Regions from separate parts of the Homo sapiens genome. Here all the other regions are linked to region 3. Evidence: chromatin contacts called from ENCODE Hi-C or POLR2A ChIA-PET data. All regions are on one chromosome and are shown on one strand. The core of a region is the stretch at or near the end of the contact, and the rest is flanking DNA. Distances in the headings are between cores, read along the strand shown. Region 1 holds the start of SFT2D2 (SFT2 domain containing 2). Region 2 holds the start of DCAF6 (DDB1 and CUL4 associated factor 6). Region 3 holds the start of GORAB-AS1 (GORAB antisense RNA 1). Region 4 holds the start of TIPRL (TOR signaling pathway regulator). Region 5 holds the start of MPZL1 (myelin protein zero like 1).

Region 1 (3,928 bases), core at 752-3,251, 2.3 Mb after region 3:
CAGCATAACACATTAAAGCCCTTCTCACAGTATCCAACACAGACGTTCACCATTTTAGGTTAAAAACAAGCTCAGCATTTATGTTTGCAAACTTTACTAGTCGTCCACTGTTGAGGGTCAGCCCACTGCTTCGTGATGATTTTCGAGACAATAATATCTGCATCATCCCACTGTCAACACTCCACCCCTCAAGAGTCTGCAGGGAGAGAAAGTGTCTGCCTCTTAAGCACCAATTGTTCATAAAGGCTTGTTGACAGTCTATGGAAATAAAGCTTTAAATAACGAGGGTCAGCTACCTATGAGTCAGACCTTTCTTAGGCCCGGTCTGAGGTTCCACTTGAGATTCATAATAGAGGCTAGAAATCAAGAAAAAAAAACCCGTGAAATTACTCTGAGCCTTGACCAATTAATAAAGGCAACAAATTAAAAAGAACCCACCAACTTGTTTTGAAATATCAAAAAGTTAAATTTCAGTGACTCCAACATTCGATCCCATAGAATTACTCCCTCAAGGTGAAGATTCAGAGAGCAATCTTACATTCGGAGATGTCATGCTAAGTCCCAGTATCACACAAAACAAAACCGAATAAAATCAGCAACCACAAACGTGGGTGAAAGCAGCTTGCTGAGAAAGAAGAACTTGCTGAGAAACCAGAAGAAACACTGATTAGTTTCCAGTTGGCCATATCATCTTAACATCCTCATTTCACAGATGGGGAACGGAGGCTAAAGAATACACCAAAAAGCGAAGAGAAACGTTATTTTGTCATCCAAAAAGGAAAACAAAAGCTAAAAGCACCCTAAATAGAAATGCAGCATTCTGTGTGGTTCTACAACATAGGACATTAGTGGCCAGGTTTCAGCACGATCAAAACTTTTCTAATAGGCCGGGCGCGGTGGCTCATGCCTGTAATCCCAGCACTTTGGGAGGCAGAGGTGGGCGGATCACTTGAGGTCAGGAGTTCGAGACCAGCCCGGCCAAGATGGTGAAACCTCGTCTCTAGTAAAAATACAAAAATTAGCCGGGTTTGATGGCGGGTGTCTGTAATCCCAGCTACTTGGGAGGCTGAGGTGGGAGAATCGCTTGAACCCAGGAGGCAGAGGCTGCAGTGAGCCAAGATCGCGCCACTGCACTCCAGCCTGGGCGACAGAGTGAGACTCTGTCTCAGAAAAAAAGAAAAAAAAGCTTTTCTAATAAAACAAACCAACACGCAGGCAGTCTCCTGAGGCGCTGGGTGTCTAGAGACTAGTTGTGGGCAGTGTGGACAGAGACACAAGATGTGGTCCCTGTCCTCATGGGATGGGGGCAGTTTCTCACCCCCAATCACAAGGCAATGTGTACAGGGGCGGGTGGGAGTGTCACACCCTACAACCTAAACCGGACAGAAAACCAAGGCAGAGCTCGGGGCGCGGCCACCAGCCCCGTCGCGAGGTAGGGACCGCCACCCCAACACCCCAGTCCGGGTCTGGGGCCCCGACCCACCCAGCAAAGGCTCCTTCCGCCTGGACCTCGGGGCCCCCAGCCCTACCCGGCCCTAAAGCGCATTCCCCGGCCGGTGGGGCCGGGGCCGACAGCCCAGTCGCCCACCCTCCCACTCGCAGCTCAGTCCGGGGATTTCCTCCTGCGCCGCCCCCTTGTCAGGGAGGATGGGCTGAAGGGGCGCGGGGCAGAAAAGGACGCCGCGGCCACTGCCCCGTGTAGTGCCAGACCTCTTCGCGGAGCCCTGCAGAAGAAGAGGAGGAGAAGGGGCAGAGCTACCGTCCAGAAACTCCAGGGAGTCCCCGCAGGCTTCCCAGGCCCGGGCAGGGGACGCAGGGCGGGAGCGCGGCGAGAGGGGGCCGACGGCCCCGGGCTCACTCACCTCGGACAGGCCGCTCCGGTCCTCCGTGTCCTGCCCGCTCAGCACCTTCTTCAGCTTGTCCATTGCGGCCCAGTCCCCACCAGCTCCAGCTCCTCAGCGGCAGCCTGTTGCGCTCGCTAAGTTGACGGCTCTTCCGGGTGCTAGGCAGCCGCCCAGCCGCCCAGGCGCCAACCGCGGCGCGCCCCGCCCAGGCACCTGCCCACCGGGGGGCTCCCGGCATGCCCCGCGCGCCCGCGCTCGCCTCCGCTTGTTTTGGTCCCGGGGGGCGCGGCGGGCCGGAGGGGCTGGGATTGAAGACCACCAGGCGCTGCCAAACACTAATTCGGCGTCCAGAGCAGTTTCAAACCGGAACGGGCCGCGCTCCCTCGCCCTACTTGATCCAGTCAACGAATGCCGAGCACCTACCACGTGCAAGGCTCCGGAGACACAAAGACGGGGGAGAAGCCTTGTGCAGACGGGAACAAAGGCTGTGGTTCATCCATATTGCGATCGTGCCTACACAGGAAAAGATTTTCTTTTTAATCACTCAAGGCCTTAGTCTGGTGTGGTGGGGCGTGCCTGGAAGCCCAGCTACTCCGGAGGCTGAGGCAGGAGGCTCACTTGAGCCAAGGAGTTCCAGGCTGTAATGAGCTATGACCAGGATACTGCACTCCAGCATGGGCAACAGAGCGAGACTCTGTCTCAAAAAAAAAAAAAAAAAAAGTGACTGAAGGAATGTTGAAAGGAATAATAGATTGTTAAATTGTTTTGTGTTTGTACAATTGTTTTTTTTTCTGACCTTAAAAAAACTAAAAGTAGACTGGGCATGGTGGCTCATGTCTGTATTCCCAGCACTTTGGGAAGATGGCTTGAGCCCGGGAGTTCCAGACCAGCCTGGGCAACATAGGGAGACCTCATCTCTTCAAAACATTCTTAAAAATTAGCCAGGCATGCTGGCGGGCATCTGTAATCCAAGCTACTTGCGAGGCTGAGGAGGAAGAATGGCTTGGACTCAGGAGGTCAAGGCTGCAGTAAGCCATGATTGTCAGTACAGTAAGCCACTGCACTCTAGCTTGGGCAACAGAGTGGAAACAATACAAATGGCCACCAACTGATTAATGGTAAATAAAATGTGACATACCCATGCAATAAAAAAGAATGGAGTACTGACACATGCTACAACGTGGATGAACCTCGAAAACATTGTATTAAGTGAAAGAAGTGTGGAGCCCGAAAATTTGAGACAGGTCTCAGTTAACCAGGAAGTTTATTTTGCCAAGGTTGAGGAACAGCACCTGTGACACAGACTCAGGAAGTCCTGACGACATGTGCCCAAGGTCGTTGGGGCATAGCTTGGTGTTATACATTTTAGGGAGACATGAGGCATCCGTCAATATGTGTAAGAAGTACATTGGTTGTGTTTGGAAAGGCGGGACAACTCGAAGCAAAGGCAGGAAGACTCAAGGGGGGAGGGGGCTTCCAAGTCACAGATAGGTGAGAGACAAATGGTTGCACTCCTTTGAGTTTTTGATTAGCCTTTCCAAAGGAGGCAATCAGATGTGCATTTATCTCAGTGAACACAGTGATAACTTTGAATAGAATGAGAGGCAGATTTGTTCTAAGCAGTTCCCAGCTTGAATTTTCCCTTTAGTAATTTGGGGGGGCCCAAGATATTTCCCTTTCACAGAAGCTAGACACAATAGACCATATATTGTATGATTTCATTTATAGGAAATGTCCAGAATAGGCAAACCCATAGAAACAGAAAGTAGACTAATGGTTGCCTAGGGATGGAGGAGGGGAAATGGTAGTAAGAGACTAATGGGGTGATTTAAATGTTCTGGAATTAGATTGTGGTAATGGTTGCATGCACAGCTCTGAACATACTAAAAACCATTGAATTGTATGCTTTGAATTAACTGTATGGCATATGAATTCTATTGCAATAAAGCCATTTCAAAAATGCTTAGAACAGTGCTCAGTATATATTTCACAATCCATTAATATTATCTATTGTAAAATGTAACAGGCATCCACTCTTATCTTTCTCCAATGTGTCTGAGTCTGAACCCAGAATATGGGCTCCT
Region 2 (3,546 bases), core at 695-3,194, 2.6 Mb after region 3:
ATAAATTCTAAAAGAAATACTGCACACTTTTTTTGGTAAATAGTTTTAAAAACCAGACTCCAGCTATGTTCAATTTTAAAATGATTAATCACCACTCTAGGTACTTATCCTACAACAAATGCACAGAAGCTTGTAGAATGATGTTCATTAAAATGCTGTAAGGGCGAACGTCTACTTAAAGAAGAAAGGTTGAGTACCCTATGGTACTTCATAATGTTACCTACTATGTAATAATTTAAAAGACAGAATCAATCTATTTTTACTGCCATGGAAAGATCTCCAAAATGTGGAGAAGTGAAAACAATGTTTACAATATGACACCATGCACTCAGGTGTCTCTCTCATACACACACAAACACACACACACCCCAGCATTTGTACATGTACATATGTACTTGTAAGAATGCAAACAAAAAGGTCTGGAAGAATATTCAGAAAACAGAAAATATTATTTCTAAGGGTGGCGGAGTGAAATTGAATGGGAGGGATCAAAGGGATTTTTGCTTCATTTTTATTGAGTTTTTATAAACAAAATGTATTCGTATTTTACTTGAGACACTAAAAAGAATTAAAAAATTGCATGCTAACTTTTCTTAAATAATTTACAAACCAGAACTGTTGGTTGTAATGAGATTTCATTTTCTTCTCTTTACTTGAAATCAAAAACAAATGAGAGCAACAAACACTTTTTAACTAGCAAGTGGCAAAACTGGAAAGAAAAAAATTTTATGATGTTGTTTGCCGTATCTCCAAATAGAAAGAAAGAGTAATGAAGAGTATACAGGAAGAAACAAAAAAGACCTTTACTAAGTACGTCCATTTTTAAGAAACCAAACTTTTTAGTTGACTCGGGCGTGACCTAGAATCCTCAAAAAAAAAATGTTATGCAAAACGAAAAAAGTGGAATACTGTTCCCCCAAGTACTGAAGGTTGTTTTTAGAAAGCTTAACTACGAAACTGTAAATGCCAAGTGTGTTTTCCAGGGGTGGGAAGAGGAACGTGAAACCCTACACCACCTTTAAGCGGTCAAAACGAACTGAAGAGCAGAGTGGAACTGGGAGAGCGCGCGGGGGTGGGGAGAGCTCAGCTATCACTTTTAGGTTTTGGCTCAGCGCCGCAAAAACAGTTTACACGGATTCTGTCTGGAGCGTGAAGTCCCTGAGGGTGGTCAACGCGTCGCAGCCGACACCTAAACCCTCTGGAGATTGAAGGAGAGGGTGGGCAACAACTTAGGTTCTTCGGCTGAGCGGGGAAAGCGCGCTGGAAAAGAGCAAAAGAGCTAACTTTTGCTCTAAACGCGGCAGCTCCTGGAGGTTCCGCAAGTCTCCCGAGTCCCAACCCATCAGCGACCCCAACACCTTTACAAGCCAGTACCTTCTGCCCACGGCCCGGCCCTCCGAGAAAAACCCAGCAAGGGCGGCGGCTGGCAGCATGCACAGGGGGCTTGACTGGGGGAGGCACCGGCACGGAATTCGGCAACCAAGGCCCCACCCAACACCCCAGAGTCTCCGGGCGCCCCCACCGAGACGCCGTCCCACCTCCAACAGACCCGGCAGCGTGCCCCCTCCCCCACTCTAGGCGGCGACCTCAGCGCCTCCGCCCCGGGGCCCCCGCTCACCCAGGTAGCGACTCCGCAGCCGGGACGGGTCCTCCAGCCCGAGGGACCTTTTCCTCACGTCCCACAACAGGTGTGGGTAGGAGCCACCCCGAGACATGGCTCTGCCTGAGCCGGGTGGGAGGGGAGACCACCGCGTGGGGGAGGGGAGGAGGGGGAGGGGACACCCGTTTCAACACCCGAGCCGCACCGGCACCATCCGCGCGCCGGGCCTCCAGGGCGCAGCGTTAGATGGCGGTGGCAGCAGCGGCGCCTGGGCCCCTGAAGCCCGGCCGCACCCGGGCCGGAGCTCGCCTCATACTCTCCTTCTTAGACTAACCAGAACATCCAAAGATCAGCAACAGTCTCCTCCCTCAGCCCCCCTCCAACAGGAGGAGGCGGAGGCGGAGGCGATGGCGACTCCTCCCTCTCCTCGTCCTGGATACCCTCCCCGCCAACCCTTTCTCGCGAGATGACGACCACCCTGGGGACTGAGGCTGGTGTGTGCTGCGGCTGCCCTCACCCTGGAAGAATGCATTCGGGCCACTCTAACCAGATCCTTAAGTCGCTAGGGATAAAAGACGAGTAGAGAGAGAAGCTACTCAATTCTGTAGTCTCTCGCTCACGAGTCTCCAGTGAAAAGAAGCAAGAGAATTGTGCGGCATCATCTTTAGGCACTGAAGGCCCAAAAACCCATTTTAACTACGGGCCTGCTTAATCAAAGTGAAAGGGCAGTAGAACCAGCGCAGCTTCACTTTCCCTTCTCCAACATGGCCTCGAGGGCATGGGGAGAAGGAGGAGGTTTCCGCTCGACCCCGCCCGCGCCTCGGGGCGGGCCAATCATGGCGGGCAGCTCGGCCTGCGCAAGCGCGCTGCCAGCAGGGCGCAGCGCAGACTTGGTGAGGTGATTATTTTGGCACCTGTTGCCATGGCTCCTCCCTCTCTCCTGCCGGGGGCCGGAGGCGGACCGGGGGCTGGCAGTCGGCAGCCTCCGCCCCCTCAACCTTCGCGGGGCGCGGGCCGCAGCTTTTCGGTTCACAGCGGGCAGGGAAAGCCGCGGGAAGGGTACTCCAGGCGAGAGGCGGACGCGAGTCGTCGTGGCAGGAAAAGTGACTAGCTCCCCTTCGTTGTCAGCCAGGGACGAGAACACAGCCACGCTCCCACCCGGCTGCCAACGATCCCTCGGCGGCGATGTCGGCCGCCGGTGCCCGAGGCCTGCGGGCCACCTACCACCGGCTCCTCGATAAAGTGGAGCTGATGCTGCCCGAGAAATTGAGGCCGTTGTACAACCATCCAGCAGGTAATGGACCCTGAATGGCTCCTTATCGAGACCTTCCTTCTCGCTTCCTCTAAAATGGACCTTTTAGAGGCCCTCTGACAACTGCCTCTAGAGGCATCCACAGCCCCAATCCCTTCCCTTCAAGTGAAGCCGTCTACTCTCCTAGCCTGTGCATTTCACCCTCTCTCCTGCAACATCTCTTCCTAAGCCAACGTATCTCAAGTCAGCTCCCTTCCCCACCTATGTGACATCCGCTCCCTTACGCACGACTCCAACCCAAACCTGATCTCCAGATTTGAGCCTTCTCAACTTCTGCGGCCACCAAACTGTCTGGGGCCACCATGAAACACTCATTCTCTTTCTCTTTTCGAATTGTGGCATATTAACCCACTCTAGGCAGAGCTGGATGGGTGGTTTGTCGCACTGTAGGGTTTGGAGTAAAGGTCACTTTCTTCAGCTGCTGCTGGCAGAGGCCTGCAGACTGAGCCCTCCCCCAAACTGCATGCTTTACTTCATCCAGGCTTGAGTCAGTGTCATTTCTCATCCCATAGGTCCAGTGTGTTTTTTTAAGTCTATCCTTATTTATGAAATTGTTGAACAAGCTCTACCCAGAGCTTTTTGTGTGGACAGACCTGGATATCATTCTCTTCTACCACTTATAGTTGTGACCTTG
Region 3 (3,459 bases), core at 331-2,830:
AGATGAGTATACCACAATTTATTTATCCATTCCCTTGTTAATGGACACTTTGGTTGTTTCCAACTTCTTAATATTATAAACAAGACTATTAACAACTTTCTTGACTATGTTCCTCAATGCCCATACAGGGGTCTCCAGAGTACTACTGTCCTTATTTTTCCTGGCAACCAACTCCATCTTCCTAAATTATTCAATAAATTTTTAAAGATAGAGAACAGCTAGAAATGGCTTTAAAATTAAAGGGCCAAATCCTCTAATTTTACAAATAAGGAATCCAAGGAGAAAAGATTTAGAGGAAGAGCTGGAAGTTCTATATGCCAATCACTGTGTTTAGCTACGGGTATACAAGGAGGTTAAGATATTTTCCGTCCTCGAGGTGGTCACGGACTAGCGATTTGGTTTCCACACTACAGTGGGCCTTGAAGTTCAGGTCCTCACCATCCTCTATCTACCCCCGGTTGCAAAGATATTTCAAAATATACTTCTACATAATGAATATGTTGTTTAATTTAGATTTTTATATTAAGTCATCTTTACCCTGGAAAATGCGCCTCTGCTAACACACAAACTTTGTGAAATCTTCCCAAGCTCCATCCAATCCCCGGCAGAGTGAGGTTCCTCTTGTCTCTGAAGCAAGTTCTTGCAATATCTACTATCACATAACTTTGTGGTTTGTCTCCTCATGAGTCTACTGGAGTCAGACCAGAGGCCAGGGCACTTGTACCCTGTATATCAAAGTATGTGAATGGATGTTGAAAACACAAAGCAAAAGAATTTGAGTATATCAAGCAACACAGAGTCAGTTAACTACATAGCTTAGCCTAACCTTTATGATAGAGTTTTTAAAGTCCCCTGGACCAGTCAAAATGTCCCCAGTCGATATAATCTACATTGGCCCTATCTTACTAATTTACTTCTTTTCCCACTTGTCTGCCCTAGATTATTCTCATATTTATGCTAAAAATGCACAAGCTACCAGAGCAACATCCAATTTCCCCACAAACGCTAACAAAAGGTTTACTTCATTTGCTACCAAAATAAAGTATTTGAATTAAGGTACCAAGAGTGATGTACACTTCTTACAGAAATTGTGTGTACTACCACGATAACCATACAGATCACTGCGAAATTTCAACCACAAGCAAAGTGCAATTAATATTACTAAGTTTTCCACCAACAATCAGCAAACTTAATTCCTTCCACAACAACAAAAAAATTGTACAAGCCCATTCAATGATTACTCTATAAAGCCAGAGAGAGAAGCACAAGGTTAGCTTACTCCAAAGTCAGTAAGACTGTATGTATATAAACATATAAAGTCTTCACATCTACCCTCTCAAAGACCCTTTTGGTTTGCTGATTCTCAAAAATTGGGAAGTACTGCAAAAATCATCTGGCAACCAGAAGTGAATGCAACACTCCAGATGAATTGTGAAAAGTACCGAATTTTTGCCTTTATTCAGACGCCTGTGCTCCTTTTTTCCAACCATCTGCTTCTATAAATTCATCACAATTCTAATACGGTGTGCGCCCCTCCTCCTTCCCTTACCCTGACCCTAACCTTCCAACCGTTGATTCCTGCAGCAATCTTCCCTAAGGGAGACACCCCGGCTGTAGGCTCACTTCCTCTCCCAAGTCCCATTCCTTTCACAAGAGTCAAATCCCTACAGTGGATTCCTGGACCGTTTTTTCTAAAAGAAGATCCCAGTCCTCTGGCTTGCCCCTCCCGTCGTGACTCCCAGTAAGTCCTCCTCTGAAACCCCCTAATCCAGTCCACGTACTTACAGCGCCTTCCGCTAACACAAACGTAGCCGCTTCCACGCCCCCTTTCCCCGCCAAAGCTGCATCCCCGCCTCTTCCCCTTAAGACCCAAGAATTAAACCACTGTAAACCCATCTTGTAACCTTTAGTCTGCTTTAGTCTCCTCAGTTCCTCCTCAGAGAATCCTGCCCAACCTTGCGCCATCGGCCCGGGCCACCGGCACCCCCAAAAGTGCCCAAATCTCGCAGCCGCGACTGCCAACACTGCTGCCCAGCTCATCCGGGTTTTTCCCCGGCCGCGGCCAATCAGTGCATCGGGCTCCAAACACAAGGCCCTCTCTCCCCGGCCTCAGGGTCCGGCTTCCTTCCAGGCTGCCTTCAGCAGTGCCTGACAAACTGCCTAAGGAAACCTTGCCACGCAGACATTCGTTTCCTCTGGCTTACCTCTACTCTCTCTCTCTCTCATTGTTTCTCACTGTTGCTGGTTAATCGCTTCAGGAGCTAAGGGGGGAAATGGCGATGGGGATAAGGGTGGAGATAAACAGGTATTTGGGAAGGAGCAACAAGTCGGTGGCGGAAACGGGAGATCTAAGTGCCTTTGGGGTCCTGTACCTGTGGGGCGGGAGCGGTGCTCTCTGTGGCTCTTAGTGTGCCCTAAAATCCTTGTGTTTTGCTGGGAGTGTGCACAGCGCTGGAGGCCTCCTTCAGATTAACTCAGGAAATGATCAGATTTAGGATTTTGATGATGAAGAAACATTTAAAAGGGGTGGGGTATAATTGATGAAAAGGGAACAGGCATAACCAGGTCTCTCGCAGGCCGGAGCGGCTCTCAGATTTCTTTTGCTTTGGGTTGTTTCCTTTGTGAATAATTATAATATGTAACTTTCCTCTTAAGGGATTTCTTTTTCTTTTTTTCTTACTTTTTTTTTTTTTTTTTTTTGAGACATAGTTTCGCTCTTGTTGCACAAGCTGGAGTGCAATAGCACGATCTCGGCTCACTGCAACCTCCGCCTCCCGGGTTCAAGCGATTCTCCCGCCTCAGCCTCCCGAGTAGCTGGGATTACAGGCGCCGGCCACCACACCCGGCTAATTTTCTGTATTTTTAGTAGACACGGGGTTTCACCATGTTAGCCAGGCTGGTCTCGAACTCCTGACCTTAGGGTATCCGCCCGCCTCGGGCTTCCAAAGTGTTGGGATTACAAGCGTGAGCCACTGCGCCCGGCCGGGATTTCTTAGTCTCCCCTTTAAATCTGTTTTTCAGAGAAGACATTGTAAAACGTCGGTGCTGGGGGATGGGAAAGCATTTCTTAGGATCCTGCCTGGAATCCTAATACCGTAATTCGGGTTCTGCCTTGAACACTAACCTGAGATCCCATTTCCTCATTTGAAATATGGTTGCAAAGATTAAAAGATGCAAGCGTTGTCAAAATACACATAGATAAGGATGATTCAAGAGAGACCTAGTTATACTATTTTTCATGGTTCTCTTTCACTATTTTTGCAGTAAGAACAACAAAACACCTCATCTTGGCTTACATTTTAAAATACTTTGGCTTTAGTGTGTTGATATTTTTAAACAAAATGAAAGAAAGGAGTAAAGTACAAAATAAAACACGTCAAGAAAAGTTGAAATGAGTACTTCAGATTTAGTAAGTGATAAAAAGTGAAGGATGTTTGGAATTTCCCATGTAAATCCGAG
Region 4 (3,538 bases), core at 391-2,890, 2.4 Mb after region 3:
TCTTAAAATGCAAGTACTCACTTAGGGTTCTATTTTATGACCTTTTCCTCTGGATGACTTCTAGATACCTTAATTCATTCCCAAAGCTCCAGGTACCAAATATAAGCAGATAATTCCCAAACTTAAACCCACAGACGTTATCTTTTTTGAGCTCCAAGATAAATATATCTAAATGCCTACTACACATCTTCACTTTATGACCTATACCCACCTCACATTTCAATAAACTAAACTCATCCTCTAACCAACACCCTGCCCCCATCTGCTTCTCCTCCTCCTGTGCTTCTCATCTTGTTCAAAGGCATACGATACATGCAAAAATCCAAGCCAGAGATCTTGTCATCAGCATAGACTCTTCCTTTTTTATTTCTCCTCCCATCAGCTGGCCATCCCAGGGACTTAATCTTCTAAAACCTATCTTTTCTCTTACTAACTGGTCTCCTTCCCATCCCTGCGGACCTGCAATCCAGCCTCAACATGGCCTCCAGAGAAATCTTTCAGAGCGTACATCTGATAATGCAGCTCCTTTGGATAAAATTACACCCAGTGGTTGTCAGATAAAATTGAAAACTCCTTAGCCAGGCATAAAAATTCCCTCAGTATCTTGATTCCCCTGGGGCCTACCTCTCATCTCTCACAACACCCCCTATGGTACCTCACGCTCCAATCACACGGACACAGCTCTTTAAACACATCACAGCTTTCACTCTCCCTGAGCCCCCAGCTTTACATGCGTCCCCTGATTCCCCTAAATTTTGTCAAGATTCAGCCCAGGCATCAAAAACGCATCACAACTCACTCTGCCTGACCTGATGGCATGTACCTATCCACCGCCCCCCGCAACGGTTTTATAAAGATTCAGTTCAGGCATCCCAATTTCCCAGATGGTTCGAGCCCCTAAAAGACCTCACATCACTCCGTGTATACATCTTCATTACATTTATTCACGCTGTAATATAATTGTCTGTCTCTCTCACGAGACTGTGAATTGAGGCGCACGTTGTCTTTTACATTTCCTATCTCAAGCGCCGGGCACAGCACCTGACGTGACAGAAACCAAACTTATAAATCATCCCCGTCATTAACCCCTAAGAAAACAGGCAACAGCCACCCAGAAAGAAAGGTGGTGCAGGCTGAGGCAGGAGGAGACGTTTGGTGAGGGGAAAGTCCACCAGAACAGTCACACTCTACTCAAACCCAGGCGGATTGACAGTTGACGAAAGCAGCGCCTGGCGATCCCCAACCAAAGGGCCCGGAAGTGTGACTGGATTATTTATCGAAGTTGTCAATCAAAGGTCCGGTCCGGAGGGACCGAACCTCCGCCTCAGGGAAAAGGGGAGGGGCTGCACAGAGTTCGCCCTGCCTCCCGCCCTGGGCCAGCAACCGGCCAGCGCCCAGACCCCGTGCCCCGAAGCCTCACTTCTCCACATCCGCCGACTTCATGATGTGGGTCTTGGACGCCGTCAGCTTCCAGGGCCCGAAGCAGAAATCCCGGTGGCTGCTCTGGAAGCCGTGGATCATCATGGCTGAGGCAGGACCCGCAGAGGCCACAAGGAATAAGCTGAAGCAGCGGCGGCGGCGAACACCGGTTCCTCCGCCTCCCTCCGGCCCAGCCTCCTAGGCTTCCGAGCCGTTACCATGCCCGGCCCCGCCCCCTGCCGGCCGACCCGGACGCGGGCTCTGCTTCCCGTCTTCTTCTCCGCCTCTTTGCTTTTTGCTTCCGGGACTAGTTGCTCTTGTTGCGTGACCCACGTCTTACGTTCCGGCGTTCCGGAAAAAAGGAAAAAGGAGAAAGTCAGAGGGGCGGCACTTGGGTTGCAGAAGGTGTGGTTAGGAACGCACCGCCCTCTTGAACTCGTTGGGTGACGTCATCTCGAAGGATTTTAGGGACTGCCAGGGAAGGGGATGACGGTTCCAACTTGATCCTTACAGACCTCAAAGCAGTGTGATTACCTCATGTGTTAGTGAATCGTGTTACAGAGGAAATTTTTCTGTTTTGAGGTCAAAAAAAGAAGTAATCCCACAGAGTTTAGGAAATCCAGCACCAACAAGATTTAGAAGTGGCCATCTAGCCACTCTTGACTATGACCAACTCCTATCAAAAATTGCATCCTCGTAGATATGCGAAGACTTTCCATGGTCTAGTTGCTATGTAGGCACCCAGTATAGTGAAAACAACACAGCTGACTTAGTGCTAAATCTCCATTTGCAACACTATTGTGTGAATCCTTGGGCAAAGCGCTTCTCTAACGATTTTAGGCTTCAGTTGCCTCAAAATGAGATGATTTTGTTAATGGAAAAAAAACAAATTCTGTAAAAGGTTTTAAAGAGATTTATTCTGAACCAATATGAGTGACCATGGCCCAGGGAATAGTCCCAAGAGGTCCTAACAAAGAGCATCTGAAGCGGTGGCATTACTCTTTGTTTTATACATTTTAGGGAGTTGGGAATTGCAGGTAAAATAAGTCAATATATGGAAGATATACATTGGTTCAGGCTAAGGAAGTGGGATGTCTTGAAGGAGAGGCTTACAGATCATAGGTGGATTCAAAGATTTTCTGATCGGCAATCTGTTGAAAGATTTAAGCTTTAGTCAGGCGAGGTGGCTCCTGCCTATAATCCCAGCATCTTGGGAGGCCTAGGTGAGAGGATTGCTTGAGTCCAGGAATTTGAGACCAGCGTGGGCACCAGAGTAAGCCCTCATCTCTACAAACCGTGTTAATTAGCTGTGTATGATGGTATCTGCCTGTAGTCCCAGGCCACTTGAGAGGCTGTGGTGGGAGGATCTCTTGAGCCTCAGAGGCTGCATTGAGCCATGATCATGCCACAGCACTCATGCCTGGGTGAGCGAGACCCTGTCTCAAAAACAAATAAAAACACAGGCCAGGTGCAGTGGCTCAAGACTGTAATCCCAGCACTTTGGGAGGCCAAGGTGGGTGGACCACCTGAGGTCGGGAGTTCAAGACCAGCCTGGCCAATATTGTGAAAACCTGTGTCTACTAAAAATACAAAACTTAGCCAAGCACGGTGGTGGATGCCTGTAACCCCAGCTACTAGGGAGGCTGAGGTGGGAGAATCACTTGAACCTGAGAGGCAGAGGTTGCAGTGAGCCGAGATCGTGCCACTGCACTCCAGCCTGGGTGACAGAGTAAGACCTTGTCTCAAAAACAAACAAACAAACAAACAAAAAACAGTGTTAAGCTTTGTCTAAAGACTTGAAGTCAGTAGAAAGGAATGCTTAAGAAAAGGGAGTCTGCTATCTGTCATGTGATTCTACACCAGTCAGGTTGGAAAGTAAGGCACATTATACCATTGCACATAAAAAACCATTTAACGACATTTTATGGTTTGTAGGGCATGACTTAATCCTTGCCTTGCATGGCCATAGTTTTTTTGTTTTGTTTTGTTTTGTTTTGTTTTGAGACAGAGTCTTGCTCTGTCGCCCAGGCTGGAGTGCAGAGGCCCCATCTCGGTTCACTGCAACTTCCACCTCCTAGGTTCAAGCGATTCTCCTGCCTCAGCCTCCCAAGTAGCTGGG
Region 5 (3,889 bases), core at 7-2,506, 2.8 Mb after region 3:
ATAACTGACATTTTGAAAACAAAGGGAATGAAAAAAATCTACGTGGTTTCTTAGCAGCTGGCCCTCTTTATAACTATTATTTAACTAAATTCGGAGACAGCAACAAGTACTTTGCTTTGAACAACAACACAGAAAAGTCCTGTGGCAGATACCACTTCAGATGTCCATAAAACAAGTCATCCAATTCCCATAAATTGAGCCCGAGGTTTACCTTAAGCTTGAGTCACAATATTTGGTAAGAAAAAGGAGCTTTTTTTTTCCTTTAGGAAAATTATGCTTTTTAATGCTCTATGTCTTGTCAAATTATGGTGGCTACGTCTGGAATTATGATGGATTTGACCAAATTCTTTTAAGCCAGGCCATCTCACTGGTATTCCAAGCTCTTTGCATTCTAACCTAGAAGTAACAATATTTTTTTATTGGCGTTTTGCAGACCACGGAAATGAGACTCTTTTATTACGGAGACTTAAAACTGAATGAGAGCATGGGAAAGGGAACTTACAACAAAACCCTGGCTTAACAGGAAACAAATCAACAAAGGCCCTACAAATGAAAAACCTGCAACTTTCCGCCACCTCCCAAAGGTGAAGAACGCCAGAACCCTAGTTCCTGAGTCAGAATCCGGGAGGGCCTAGACGATCCAGAGTCACCACGAGGAGAGGGCAGGGTGCGCCGCGAGGGCTCACCGCAGCCGCCCGCCGGGTCCGCTCCCCTGGACCGCCCCCCGGGAAGGAGCAAGGTAAAGCACTCTCCCCTCCTCCTCCGCACTCCAGGATCCAGGAAAGAGAAGAAAGAGGCTCTGCGCCTTCCCGGCCAGTCGCGGAGGCCCGCGTTCCCCATGGGCTGGGTCCCCTCGGCCCCAGAGAGCGCAGGCCGCGCCCCCTCCCCACCTCGGCTCTCAGTGCGCGCGCCTGGCCTGCGACCGCCGCGATGGGCGTGTGTCGGGCCCGGGGGCCCCACTCCCCGGCCCCAGCCCTGGTCCTGGCATCACTTACAGAGCCCAAGCGCCGCCGCCAGCACCGACCACAGCCAGCGCCGGCTGTCTGGGGCTGCAATCACCGCCCCGGCTCCGGCGGACGCTGCCATCGTCCAGCCACTGCAGTCGCCGCCGCCGCCGCCGCGTCCCTGAGCCCGGGTCCCCGCTGAGGTTGGCTCGGCTTGGGGAAGAGGCTTCTGATCTCTCCGCCACCCGCGCCGGGTGGCACCTCCACGCCGCGCTCCCCACTCCGGTCCCAGCCGCGGCTCTCCAGCTCTGCACCGAAGCCTCAGCCCCACTCCGGCCCTCGCTGTCCGCTCATTGGCCTGCCCGCACCCTTTTAAGGACGCGATTGGAGAGTCAGGCTGTCCATCATCCGTCCGCCGGGAAGGCCCCGCCTCCTCGGTCCCACCCAGGCGCCTCGGCCCCGCGCGGAGGCCGGGTCTGCAGCGGTCCCAGGCCGAGCCGAGCCTTCCGCCTGCCTGCGTGGCTGTCCGCCTGCGGGCCCCACCAGCCAGCGTCTCCTCTGCCTTTCTCAGGGTCCAGTCCCGTGGTCCTCTTCATTGTCTCTCCTCGCCACAGGTCTTTGCTGGGTACTAACCTCGCCTCCGTTTCAGCTCTTCTTGTTCTCTGCCGGCCTCACCTAACGAAAAAGAAGCAATTCATTTACCTTAAAAAGAAAGAAAAGACAGAAAGAAAAATAATGAGGCGTTCAATTGATGGGGGAGAGACTTCTGATTCAGTCGTCCAGGTGGAACACGTTCCCCGTGCCGTGTCCCCAAGGCCTGTCCTTTGCGTGGACTAGATAATGTATGTGTTGCAATTTGCGAAATCTACTAGTTTAAAAAGAAGTCTCCATCTTGCCCTAACCTCCTCTTAGGAACCTCCCTCCTGGCTTCAGAAGGATGGGAATCTGGAACTCTTTCCTACTACCTGAAAAACAAATGAAAATGCTTTTTGATTGTTTTGCTTTCGCATATCTGTGTTCCTGTCTGTGTCCGTGAAAAATAGAAAGCAGAAGTTCCCAACACTGATTCTGAAGTGCCCTGCAGAAGTTCCCGACACTGATTGCTGGCCCTGCTCAACTTGGTTGCCTTGGCCCAGAACAGTCTGCCACCTACGGGTTGTCCAATCAATAGGGGAAATATTTGGAAGGATCCTTATGAAAATGGCTTACAAAAGGGAAAAATGGGGGACAGGGGCACAAGAAAGATGAGTGTGAAGGAGGAAAAGGGAAGATTCAGGTGGGAGGCTGATACGATGAGGAAGGGAAGCAAGCTTTAGACAATTAGGACAAGAGCGGGGGAAGAGTATGGTGAGAACCCAAAATGTAACCTCTCACTTCAGGGTTTTTGTCTAAGGTCAGTCTTAACAATGCCATTCCTGATATCTGTGCTGTTTCAGCTAACATTGCAGTACAGCGAAATCATAAGAACATTAGTGAGAAAAAAACTTAAAAAAAAAAAATACCAGAACCACTTTGCCCTATTTCTGTCAGCAGATCCTTTTGAAGTTGTATCTCAAATGCCATAGGTTGGAAAAGATACCAATGCATTAATTGAACCATGGATGTAGAACACCTGGGCTTTACTCTCAAGAAGCACATCGTCTACTAGTGTACACAAACAAGTACTCAATTACATTTGTAAAAATGAGGGCCGGGTGCGGTGGCTCACACTTGTAATCCCAGCACTTCGGGAGGCCGAGGCGGGCAGATCACGAGGTCAGGAGTTTGAGACCAGCCTGGCCAGCGTAGTGAAACCCCATCTCTACTAAAAGATACAAAAAAATTAGCCGGGCATGGGTGGCGCGTGACTGTACCCAGCTACTCGGGTGGCTGAGGCAGGAGAATCGCTTGAACTGAGAGAAGAGAGACAGAACCTCTCATATAGTTTTATACTCAGAAAAGGAAAGAGAAGCGAAATTAAAGGCAGGTAACCCGGCGCCTAAGAACCAGACCCGAAACCAGGCCTGGGCCTGCCTGACCTAAGCCCGGTAGTTAAAGATCGACCCCTGACCTAACCGGTTATGTTATCTATGGATTCCAGACATTATATGGAAAGGCATTGTAAAAATCCCTGTCCTGTTCTGTTTCGTTCTGATTACCGGTGCATGCAGCCCCCATTCACAGTACCCTCTGCTTGCTCAATTGATCATGACCCTCTCACGCGGACCCCCTTAGAGTTGTGAGCCCTTAAAAGGGACAGGAATTGCTCACTCGGGGAGCTAGGCTCTTGAGACAGGAGGCTTGCCGATACTTCCGGCCGAATAAACCCCTTCCTTCTTTAACTCCGTGTCTGAGGAGTTTTGTCTGCGGCTCATCCTGCTACAGAACCTGGGAGGCAGAGGTTGCAGTGAGACGAGATCACGCGCCATTGCACTCCAGCCTGGGCGACAGGGCGAGACTCCGTCTCAAAAAAAGGAAGAGTGAATAAAGAAGAAACCCAAGGCCAGCAGGGACAGTGACTCTCAGCAGTGTTTAAAGCTTCTCTGCTGATTGTGATGTACCTCAGCCACATATACCTCGCTCTCCTAAAATCCACTGGCCCAAGAAGCATCTAGAAAGATTCACCAAGGATAAAACATTTAAGGTGAACTTTAAAAGATGAATAATTCACCAGAGAGAAAACAGGAAAAGCAAACTCAGAGAACGGAGAAAACAGGAAAAGCACATTCAGAGAAAAGAAATCACCTACCAAGTGTGAGAAACATTAGGTGAATCCTTTGTGGTTTGCAACTTGAGGGGAGTGAGGGAAAGAGGGGAAGAGAGAATGCCAGGAAAGGAGGCTGCGGTCATATTTTGAAGAGCCTTGAGTTGTGTTTTTTCTGGAGGCAGTGGAGAGTGGTGAAAGGGGTGTAAGAAGTTCGGATCTGTGTTTTAAAAAGGTAACCACTGCAGCAGGGCAAGAATGA

What was found. A loop is a pair of places that touch in the nucleus more often than their neighbours do. ChIA-PET counts read pairs that join two places held with the same protein, here RNA polymerase II (POLR2A). Pooled maps may share reads with other maps.
Region 1: a map of B cell shows a loop between it and region 3 (23-fold over the local background). The contact joins the promoter of SFT2D2 here to the promoter of GORAB-AS1 in region 3. A Hi-C loop is called at or near these places in 2 of 168 maps with a recorded cell type or tissue (B cell and CD8-positive, alpha-beta T cell), 1 of 37 single-sample maps with no recorded cell type and 7 of 50 pooled maps. POLR2A ChIA-PET finds 5 or more read pairs at or near these places in 1 of 52 experiments (activated B cell).
Region 2: a loop to region 3 is called in a map of sigmoid colon, with 9 times the contacts of the local background. The contact joins the promoter of DCAF6 here to the promoter of GORAB-AS1 in region 3. A Hi-C loop is called at or near these places in 1 of 168 maps with a recorded cell type or tissue (sigmoid colon), 1 of 37 single-sample maps with no recorded cell type and 8 of 50 pooled maps.
Region 4: a map of transverse colon shows a loop between it and region 3 (17-fold over the local background). The contact joins the promoter of TIPRL here to the promoter of GORAB-AS1 in region 3. A Hi-C loop is called at or near these places in 2 of 168 maps with a recorded cell type or tissue (naive thymus-derived CD4-positive, alpha-beta T cell and transverse colon) and 8 of 50 pooled maps.
Region 5: a loop to region 3 is called in a map with no recorded cell type, with 16 times the contacts of the local background. The contact joins the promoter of MPZL1 here to the promoter of GORAB-AS1 in region 3. A Hi-C loop is called at or near these places in 1 of 37 single-sample maps with no recorded cell type and 7 of 50 pooled maps. POLR2A ChIA-PET finds 5 or more read pairs at or near these places in 2 of 52 experiments (T-cell and activated CD4-positive, alpha-beta T cell).

The regions. Positions count from the first base shown.
Region 1 is chr1:168,224,077-168,228,004 of GRCh38, reverse strand. SFT2D2 (SFT2 domain containing 2) reads right to left here and starts at 2,001. Exons shown (of 8, transcript NM_199344.3): 1 at 1,863-2,001. The coding sequence starts at 1,925. RefSeq lists enhancers at 795-844, 965-1,044, 1,347-2,080 and a silencer at 1,705-2,334.
Region 2 is chr1:167,935,081-167,938,626 of GRCh38, reverse strand. It overlaps DCAF6 (DDB1 and CUL4 associated factor 6), which reads right to left and starts at 1,944. Exons shown (of 22, transcript NM_001198956.2): 1 at 1,619-1,944. The coding sequence starts at 1,715. MPC2 (mitochondrial pyruvate carrier 2) reads left to right here and starts at 1,555. Exons shown (of 6, transcript NM_001143674.4): 1 at 1,555-1,688; 2 at 2,729-2,894. The coding sequence starts at 2,786. RefSeq lists silencers at 1,539-1,778, 1,809-1,878, 2,479-2,648 and enhancers at 2,059-2,368, 2,819-2,928.
Region 3 is chr1:170,530,730-170,534,188 of GRCh38, reverse strand. GORAB-AS1 (GORAB antisense RNA 1) reads left to right here and starts at 1,580. Exons shown (of 3, transcript NR_125958.1): 1 at 1,580-1,741. GORAB (golgin, RAB6 interacting) reads right to left here and starts at 2,023. Exons shown (of 5, transcript NM_152281.3): 1 at 1,905-2,023. The coding sequence starts at 1,965.
Region 4 is chr1:168,177,064-168,180,601 of GRCh38, reverse strand. TIPRL (TOR signaling pathway regulator) reads right to left here and starts at 1,640. Exons shown (of 7, transcript NM_152902.5): 1 at 1,421-1,640. The coding sequence starts at 1,524. RefSeq lists enhancers at 1,409-1,528, 1,516-2,017.
Region 5 is chr1:167,719,349-167,723,237 of GRCh38, reverse strand. It overlaps MPZL1 (myelin protein zero like 1), which reads right to left and starts at 1,256. Exons shown (of 6, transcript NM_003953.6): 1 at 996-1,256. The coding sequence starts at 1,086. RefSeq lists silencers at 617-756, 787-856, 1,247-1,616 and enhancers at 428-928, 3,155-3,654.